Linked DNA regions of Homo sapiens: regions 1 and 2 are each linked to region 3. The links are chromatin loops, found by intact Hi-C in ENCODE. Cell type or tissue: A673. All regions are shown on one strand.

The links. Hi-C counts contacts between places; a loop is a spot of excess contacts. Peaks named below come from ENCODE experiments on the same cell type or tissue, not always from the same donor. Only the 100,000 strongest peaks of a DNase experiment are listed, where the experiment ranks them.
Region 1: a loop joins it to region 3, with 2.8 times the contacts of the local background. A loop is called at or near these places in 3 of 110 quality-filtered maps.
Region 2: it touches region 3 in a loop (2.4-fold over the local background); 5 of 110 quality-filtered maps call a loop at or near these places.

What each region holds. Positions count from the first base shown.
Region 1 is chr1:83,544,203-83,546,702 of GRCh38, reverse strand. All of the region lies in intron 2 of LOC107985043, which reads right to left. Among named protein-coding and RNA genes, the nearest start is that of LINC01712, 99 kb to the right of the region's middle. In A673, a CTCF peak has its summit at 1,061; a DNase peak (open chromatin) is centred at 1,052.
Region 2 is chr1:83,592,093-83,594,592 of GRCh38, reverse strand. The region is part of intron 2 of LINC01725 (long intergenic non-protein coding RNA 1725); the gene reads left to right. Among named protein-coding and RNA genes, the nearest start is that of LINC01712, 150 kb to the right of the region's middle. In A673, a CTCF peak has its summit at 1,335 (motif pointing left); no DNase peak of the experiment used is centred here.
Region 3 is chr1:83,859,261-83,861,760 of GRCh38, reverse strand. LINC01725 (long intergenic non-protein coding RNA 1725) reads left to right here and starts at 765. Exons shown (of 3, transcript NR_119375.1): 1 at 765-942. LOC101927560 (a long non-coding RNA gene) reads left to right here and starts at 1,215. Exons shown (of 3, transcript NR_119374.1): 1 at 1,215-1,353. RefSeq lists silencers at 677-806, 907-1,086. In A673, CTCF peaks have their summits at 944 and 1,143 (motif pointing right); a DNase peak (open chromatin) is centred at 1,150; H3K4me3 peaks cover 523 bases; H3K27me3 peaks cover 948 bases.

The DNA of each region.
Region 1 (2,500 bases), 320 kb after region 3:
AGTAAATATATATCAGATGAATGGAATTCATTTAAGAAATTAATAAGAAAATCATGTAAACAGTTTTCGTCTGTTTGGATTAGTACTTATACATATTTTTAATAAATGATTCATTTTAAAACTCACATTGATTGAGCACTTGCTATGTACCAGGCACTTTCCTATGCTCTTGTATTAAATCCTCAAAGTAACTGTCTGAAATCATTACTATTAGTTGGTGAATTAATCTTTCCAAAGTCATCCACTTAGAAAATGGTGAAGCTGAGTTTTGAACTAAGGAGGCTACAGAACTCATTCGTTTAGTCACTATGACAGTGGTTCCCACATCTACCTGCACAATAAAATCACTTGGTGAGTTTTTACAAATCTTAATGTCCAGATTACACCCTAGATCAATTAAATCAGCATGTTTGAGTTTGGAGTGAGGCATCAGTACTTTTTAAAGTTCCCCCATGATTCCAAGTGTACAGCAAAGTTTGAGAACCACTGCATTCAGTGTACTGCCTCTCAAACTACAAGATAAATTTAGTGATTTATTGCATGTAGTAGCAAAAATTAGAACTCGATTTGTGTAAAAATACAATACAAATTACCTCTGACTCTAAGTTGGTGGTTTTGTCTTTCTTAGTACAGCAACTGTCGTTGGCTGGTTAAAAGGGCAGTCGTTAGTTAGTCCAAAGACTACAGTAACATTGATTGTGCCTGTAGACACAATTTGGATTGTCAGTCAAAATAATGGAGGGGCAGCAGTGGGGAAACCTTTCCCAAAATCAGACAAGAAGGAAGGAGAAACAAAGATCTTTATCTGGTATCTAAGCCAGAAGAGAATGGAGACCTGCCAGATGAGATCTGTGATCAAACTGCCTGTCTGGACATCTTGTCACCACTGTTGTTAAGTCTGTGTGCTTTACGTGTCTTCAGCCTTAGTCGGAAGCAGCTCTGCTCCTCCTTTACAGTTGGCACCATGCCTGAGAACCTATATTTCCTCTATTTTGCCATATCCTGGCTTCCTTGTGCTGTAATGGACAGCTTCTCTAGGCTCACCAATCTTGTTAGTAGGGGTAGTGTCCCCCTTCTGGTCAAGGAGCAGATTGGAAGTTGGAGCACTGTTGGAATTTTGGCAGCAATCTCTGTCTGCCATATTGGCAGATGACTGTTTTTCTCTTTAAATGACATTTTTTTTTTTGTGAGGTATATTACCCAACTTCTCCTCTGGCAGGAGAGACCCTTTGTGTTTTTTCATCTGCCGCAAAACTTAACTTTCTCAGTTAGTTTTGAAAACAGGAATTGGTTCAGCAGGTTTCAACTGGAAACAGGTGTTGATGATGATGTCCAAATCTTCAATTGAGGTTCTTCTCTTCCCTTTGCCAGCCTTTGCATGGAGTAATGAACAGACCTGTGTTAGATGTAGCAGATGCACATCTCCTCATGGGCCAGAACTCTTGATTCAAATCACAGGCTTGCCGAGAATTATCACAGAGATGAGAATCCTACATTAAAATGCACTTTTGTCTTACTGGTAATGATCACAGACCTCATTACATCATTTATTTGTATACACTAAGCCATAAACTTGCTTTAGCCAGGATTACCTCAGGATTCCTCGCTAAACACAAGGCAATCTTGTTGGCTTAGATCCTCCCACTTGGCTATATACTCTTTGCAATTTCACCAGAACTTTGCCAACACTCTACTCTGATGTGTGCTGTGTAGAAGTAGAAGGAAAATAGCTAAATCAAGAGAAGGAAAGAAGTAATTTACAAATTTTTCATGATTAGCATTATTGTTTTCTGTTGGACTTGTACTCATCTTGGTAAATTTTACAGATTATAATTCAATTTTATTTTTATCAATTCTTATTTTCTGAGTTTTTAAGTTAGGAAAGAAATTTAGTTAAGAGGGATGATTCCAAATGTGATTGTAGCTCAAGTGGAGTGGAGACCTCATTGTTTATCTAGTGAATTCATATAGCATAAAGATACAGGAGTATCAGCCAAGGAGTCATCTGGGGGCAATTGCATAAAACTCTCTTTTCTCATTGCACAACATCACCTGGAACAAGAACTCTAGGCTTTTCAAGATTTAAAGGTGGCTGAAAAATTCAGTGAAAATCAATGAGAATTGAGATTTTTAATAAATCACAAATTCATTAATACTCTAAAAACTACGCTTCAAGTTGGGAAAATCAGTACTCTTTCCTGATCATTCCTTTATCCTATATTTTCTTTGCAGTTAATTTTACTTTCATTTTCTCAAAGCCAATTTGTCTTCAAGACAGTTGTTAAGTCCTATTCTATGCCTTGCATTTTCAAAGAATTACATGGTTTCCTTCATCCTTAAAGATAATTTAACAAAGCTTACAGACACATTGTGTGTGTGCGCACACACACACACACACACACAAATTTATCAGCTAATATCAGTAAATGATCAAAGCCCCATGGAAACTATTGAAAATTAAACTGGGTTGTAGTACAATGGTATCTGCAATGTATTGGTT
Region 2 (2,500 bases), 270 kb after region 3:
GAGAGAAAATTTATGAGTTTTGGGGTGGGAAAATTCAGTAATTGTAGGACTTTGTATTGGAACTCAGTGCTGCCTTGTCACAATGGAAAGCAACATGGAGCAGAACTCAGCAGGGCCTATGAAGGAAGCATTTAGACCAGCCTCAATGAGAGGTGAATTGCCCATCCTAGAGGTTGGAACCTGAGTTCTGGCAAGCCCCACCACTGTGGGCTAAAGAACCCTGGGGTCCTAAATTAACTTGAAAGGCAGTCTAAAGCAAAAGGACTGCAATTTCTGGGCAAGTCTTGTTTCCATGCTGGGTTTGGAGCCAGTGGACTTAGAGTACATGTGACTTAGTGACACACCGGCATGGGTGGCCAAGGGAGTGCTTTCCTCACCCCTCCCCTGACCCCAGGTGGTGCAGCTCACAGCTCTGGGAGAGACTCCTTCATTCCGCTTGAGAAGAGGAGAGAGGAAAGAGGATTTTTGTCTTGCAACTTGTATACCAGCTAAACCACAGTAGAACAGGGCACCTGTGAGAGTCCTGAGGCCCCCATTCTAGGACCTTGCTCCTGGATGTCATTTTTAGACACATCCTGAGCCAGAAGGGAACCTGCTGCTTTGAAATGAAGGGTCCAGTCCCAGCAGAACTTGTCACTTGCTGACTGATAAGCCCTTAGGTCCTCAATAATCAGCAGTGGTAGCCAGGTTATACTCATTGTGGACCTTGGTTGAGACTCAGAGCTGGGCTGGCTTCAGATGTGACCTAGCACATTCCCAGATGTGGTGGCTATGGGGAAGGACTCCTTTTTCTTGAGGAAAGGAGAGGGAAGAGTAAAGGGGACTTTGTCTTATAGCTTGGGTGCCAGCATTGTCACAGTGGGATAGAGTACTAAGCTCTTGGGGGTCCCTAATTCCAGGCGTTGGCTCCTGGACAGCATTTCTGGACCTGCCCTGGGGAGTGGGGCGCCCACTGCTCTGAAAGGAGAGACCCAGGCCTGGCAACGTTTACCACAAGCGAACAGAAGAGCCCTTGGGCCTTGAGTGAACATTGATGATAGATAGGCAGTGGTCACTGTGGGCCTTAGGTGAGACTTAGTGCTCTCTTGGCTTTGGGTCTGATTCAGTGCACTTCCAGTGTTGGTGGCCACAGCAGTGCTTGTATTACCCCTACCCCAGCTCCAGGCAGCTCAGCACAGAGAGAGAGACTACATTTGTTTGAGAGAAAGTAAAGGATGAGAACCAACATTTCTGCATCGTATTCCCAAGGAATTCTGGATCTCACCCAAGACCACCAAGGCAGTACCTCTATGAGTCTGCAAGAGCCACAGCATTACTAGGCTTGTGGTGCCCCCTAATGCAGATATGGCTGCAGTCACCAAAGATTTATATCACAACACCTGAGTGAGACCCTTTGAAAACCTGAAAATCTCCCAAGAAGGATGGGTACAAATAAGCTCAGATTTGCAAACACTACAATAAATTCCTAACTCTTCAATGTGCAGACACAGATGAACATTTACAAGCATCAGGACCATCCAGGAAAATGTGACCTCACCAAACAAACTAAATAAGGCACCAGTGGCCAATCCCAGAGAGACAGAGATATGTGACTTTTCAGACAGAAAATTCAAAATAGCTGTTTTGAGGAAGCCCAGCAAAAGGAATTCAGAATCCCATCAGAAAAATTTAACAAGGAGATTAAAATAATTAAAAAGTATGAAGTAGAAATTCTGGAGTTGAAAAATGCAATTGACATACTGAAGTCCCTTAACAGCAGAATTGATCAAGCGGAATAAAGAATTAGTGCACTTGAAGACAGGCTATTTGAAAATACCCAGTTAGAGGAGGCAAAATGAAAAATAATAAAAAAGAATGAAGCATGCCTATAAGATCTAGAAAATGCCTCAGAAGGGCAAATCTAAGAATTATTGGCCTTAAAGAGGAAGTAGAGAGAGAGAGAGAGAGAGATAAGGATACAAAGTTTATTTAAGGGGATAGAGCAGAGAACTTCCTAAGCCTAGAGAAAGATATCAATATTCAAGTACAAGAAGAGTATAGAACACCAAGCAGATTTAACCCAAATAAGACTATCTCAAGACATTTAATAATCAAACTCCCAAAGGTCAAGGAAAAAGAAATGATCCTAAAAGCCACAAGAGAAAAGTAACAAATAATATACAAAAGAGCTCCAATACATCTGACTGTAAACTTCTCAGCAGAAACTGTACAGGCCAGGAGAGAGAGGCATAACATATTTACAGTGCTAAAGGAAAAAACTTCTATCCTAGAATCTATCCAGTGAAAATATCCTTTAAACATGAAGGAGAAACAAAACAAAGACTTTCCCAGACAAACAAAAGCTGAAGGATTTTGTCAATACCAGAGCAGTTCTACAAGAAATGCTAAAGGAAGTTCTTCAATCTGAAACAAAAGAGAACATTAATGAACAACAGGAAATCATCTGAAGGTGAAAAACTCACTGGTAATAGTAATGACACAGAAAAACAAAGAATATTAT
Region 3 (2,500 bases):
GATTACAAATTTCTTACGGGCTGTGTAGCACCATCACACTTTGCCAAGTAATCTCCAAGCTTTGGGAAAATAAAACAAAGCTCCTTACAAACACTGGATTCTCTCCTTTCCTTACTTCTTTAGCGTCCTACTTATCCTCTACTTTATTGTCTCTTTTTCATATGTAATAGAACATACACTGCAATAGGAAGCTGAAGATGTGGGTTCCCATCATAGTTCCATCCTGGTTCTTTTATCGACTAGCTGAGTGGAATAGGGTTGCCAACTTTGTCTATCTGAGAGTTTTGTTGTGAGGAAAATAACAAGCACTAGTTTTTGGAGTAAAGTATAATTTCCTCATTGCATATTAAACCCAACTCACCCGATTGTCAGAAAGATTCTATCTAGTTTGTGATTCTAAGTCGGGGGGGGGGGGTGGTTAGCGTTGAGTTTCAGGTTCTATAAGAACGGGACTAAGGAAACTCATTACCAGGTGGTAATCATCTTCATCTATTCAATAACACCGTTTGGTGTACACACTAAATTGTGGCACTGGAGACTCACATAGAACTGAAGTAACTCACCAGTTCCTAGAGGCAGGTGGGCACGTAGGGAGAGAGAGGCAGCGGCGCCTTCCAGGCGCTCTCCCTGGTACAGAGGCGGCGGGGGCCAGGGCTGTCAGGACACCCAGGCCCACGTGCCAGGCTCCGGCTCACCTGCCCGAGGGCAGAGCGGGAAGCTCCGCCCCTCGCGGAACCCCGGCCTGTGCGCAGTTCCCGTGCCCTAGGAGTTGGCGGCGGGGCCCAGCCGAGGTATAAGTTCCACAGCTTCACCCTTGTCGGTGTGATATGGGCGTGAAAGAAGACATAAAACAGGCTTCCCGAGTAGAACCTGCCACCCCGGGCTGGTGGGGACGCGGCACCAGGCCGGGCCGGGGGAAGCCGCTCGGACAGTGGTCCTTGGGTGAGCGCCTTCTTCGGGGCCCATGGGCCAGGCCAGTGCGGCCCGGGACGCCCCGGACCACCTGGGGAAGAACCGCCCGGGCCGGCCTTTGGCTGTCCCAGGCAGCGGCTGGAGCCCGAGTGGGCCCTGGCGGGATCTGGGACGGGGAGGGTCTGCGGCGCAGCCAGGAGGCCTGGGAAGTCCCGAGGTGGGTAGAGAAGGGCCGCGAGGGGGCGCTGAGACGGCGAGTGGCCGGGCCTGGGAGTGACAGTTGTCAGGAGAGCAGTCAGGACACCGTTGCTCAGAGTCCAGGCCGGTTAGGACCAGAGCCTACCCCGGGTGGCATGGTGATGATCCAGATTCAGGAGACATGTCTGAGAAAGGATCGTTCAGACTTTTTGACCTATTTTACATGAGGAATAAAGGATAGAGGTCAGGAAAGTTGTCCAAAAATTTTTTTCATTGTTGTTAAAAAGTTCATTTAGTGTAAAACAGGCAATTATCTGTGCGTTTAATATGCAGGCTAAGGTTGTTTCTTTCAGGCTTTCTTTCTTTGTGGCATGTAATTTCTATTTAACAAATGTATGTTGAGTGTCAGCTGTGTGTCAATTGCTATGCTAGATAACAGAGAAACAAATTATTAATAACATCCTCACTTTCCATGAGTTCAAATTCTAGTACAGGAAAAAGTCATCTAAATAATTCTAATGAAATGTCATAAGGCTAAATAACAAAGGTATATGTAAGGAATTCTATCAAATGTTCTATTAACTATTAGCATGGAACAATTAAGGGACTAGCTCTGGTTTCCAGATGGAATGGCCCTTATGGACATCAGGCATAATGGGTCATTTGCTTAACAGAAGGCAGAATTTCATATCTAATATTTTAGGTTATAAATAAGGGCATATAGTAGAAAGAGGCAAAAAGAAAAAAAAAGACAACGTACCTCCAAAACCCAGCTAAAACCTCTCTCTTTAGAAAGGACTCCTGGATTTTCTACAGTTTTATGTTTTATCCAGATGAGAGGTGTGTAATGTAGTCGCTAAGAGGCTGGACTCAGGAGCTAAACTGCCAGAGTTTACATCCCAGCTGCACCACTTACTAATGGGCTGACCTTGTATAAGTTGCTTAATACCTTGTTTCTCATTTTGCTTATCTGTGAAATGGGGATGATAATTATAGTCCCCATAAGATTGTTATGAAGATTTTTGTATTTCTAAAGTTAAGAGATGAAGTCTCATTTTCATTCCCTACGATAGAGCCTTCAGAATGACTGTACCCAGAAGTCAGATTTTTATTTTAGTAAATAAATAACTCGTTGATTTAGTACAGTTTTTCAAAGTTATTTTTTATCTGGTTTTACAGCAGATTCTGATTACATGTTATATTTGAAACTGATACTCATATATCTTCAGCTTAATGATTTGTAACATTGAAAATTGCATTTCCATTGATTGTTCTTTGCAGCATGATTGTTCTTTGTTACTGATATGATGATCTTTCTGTCCTTCTGCCAATAATTGGAAACAATCCTACATCATGAGCTATCTTTTTATTCTGAGGTTTTAGTGTTTGT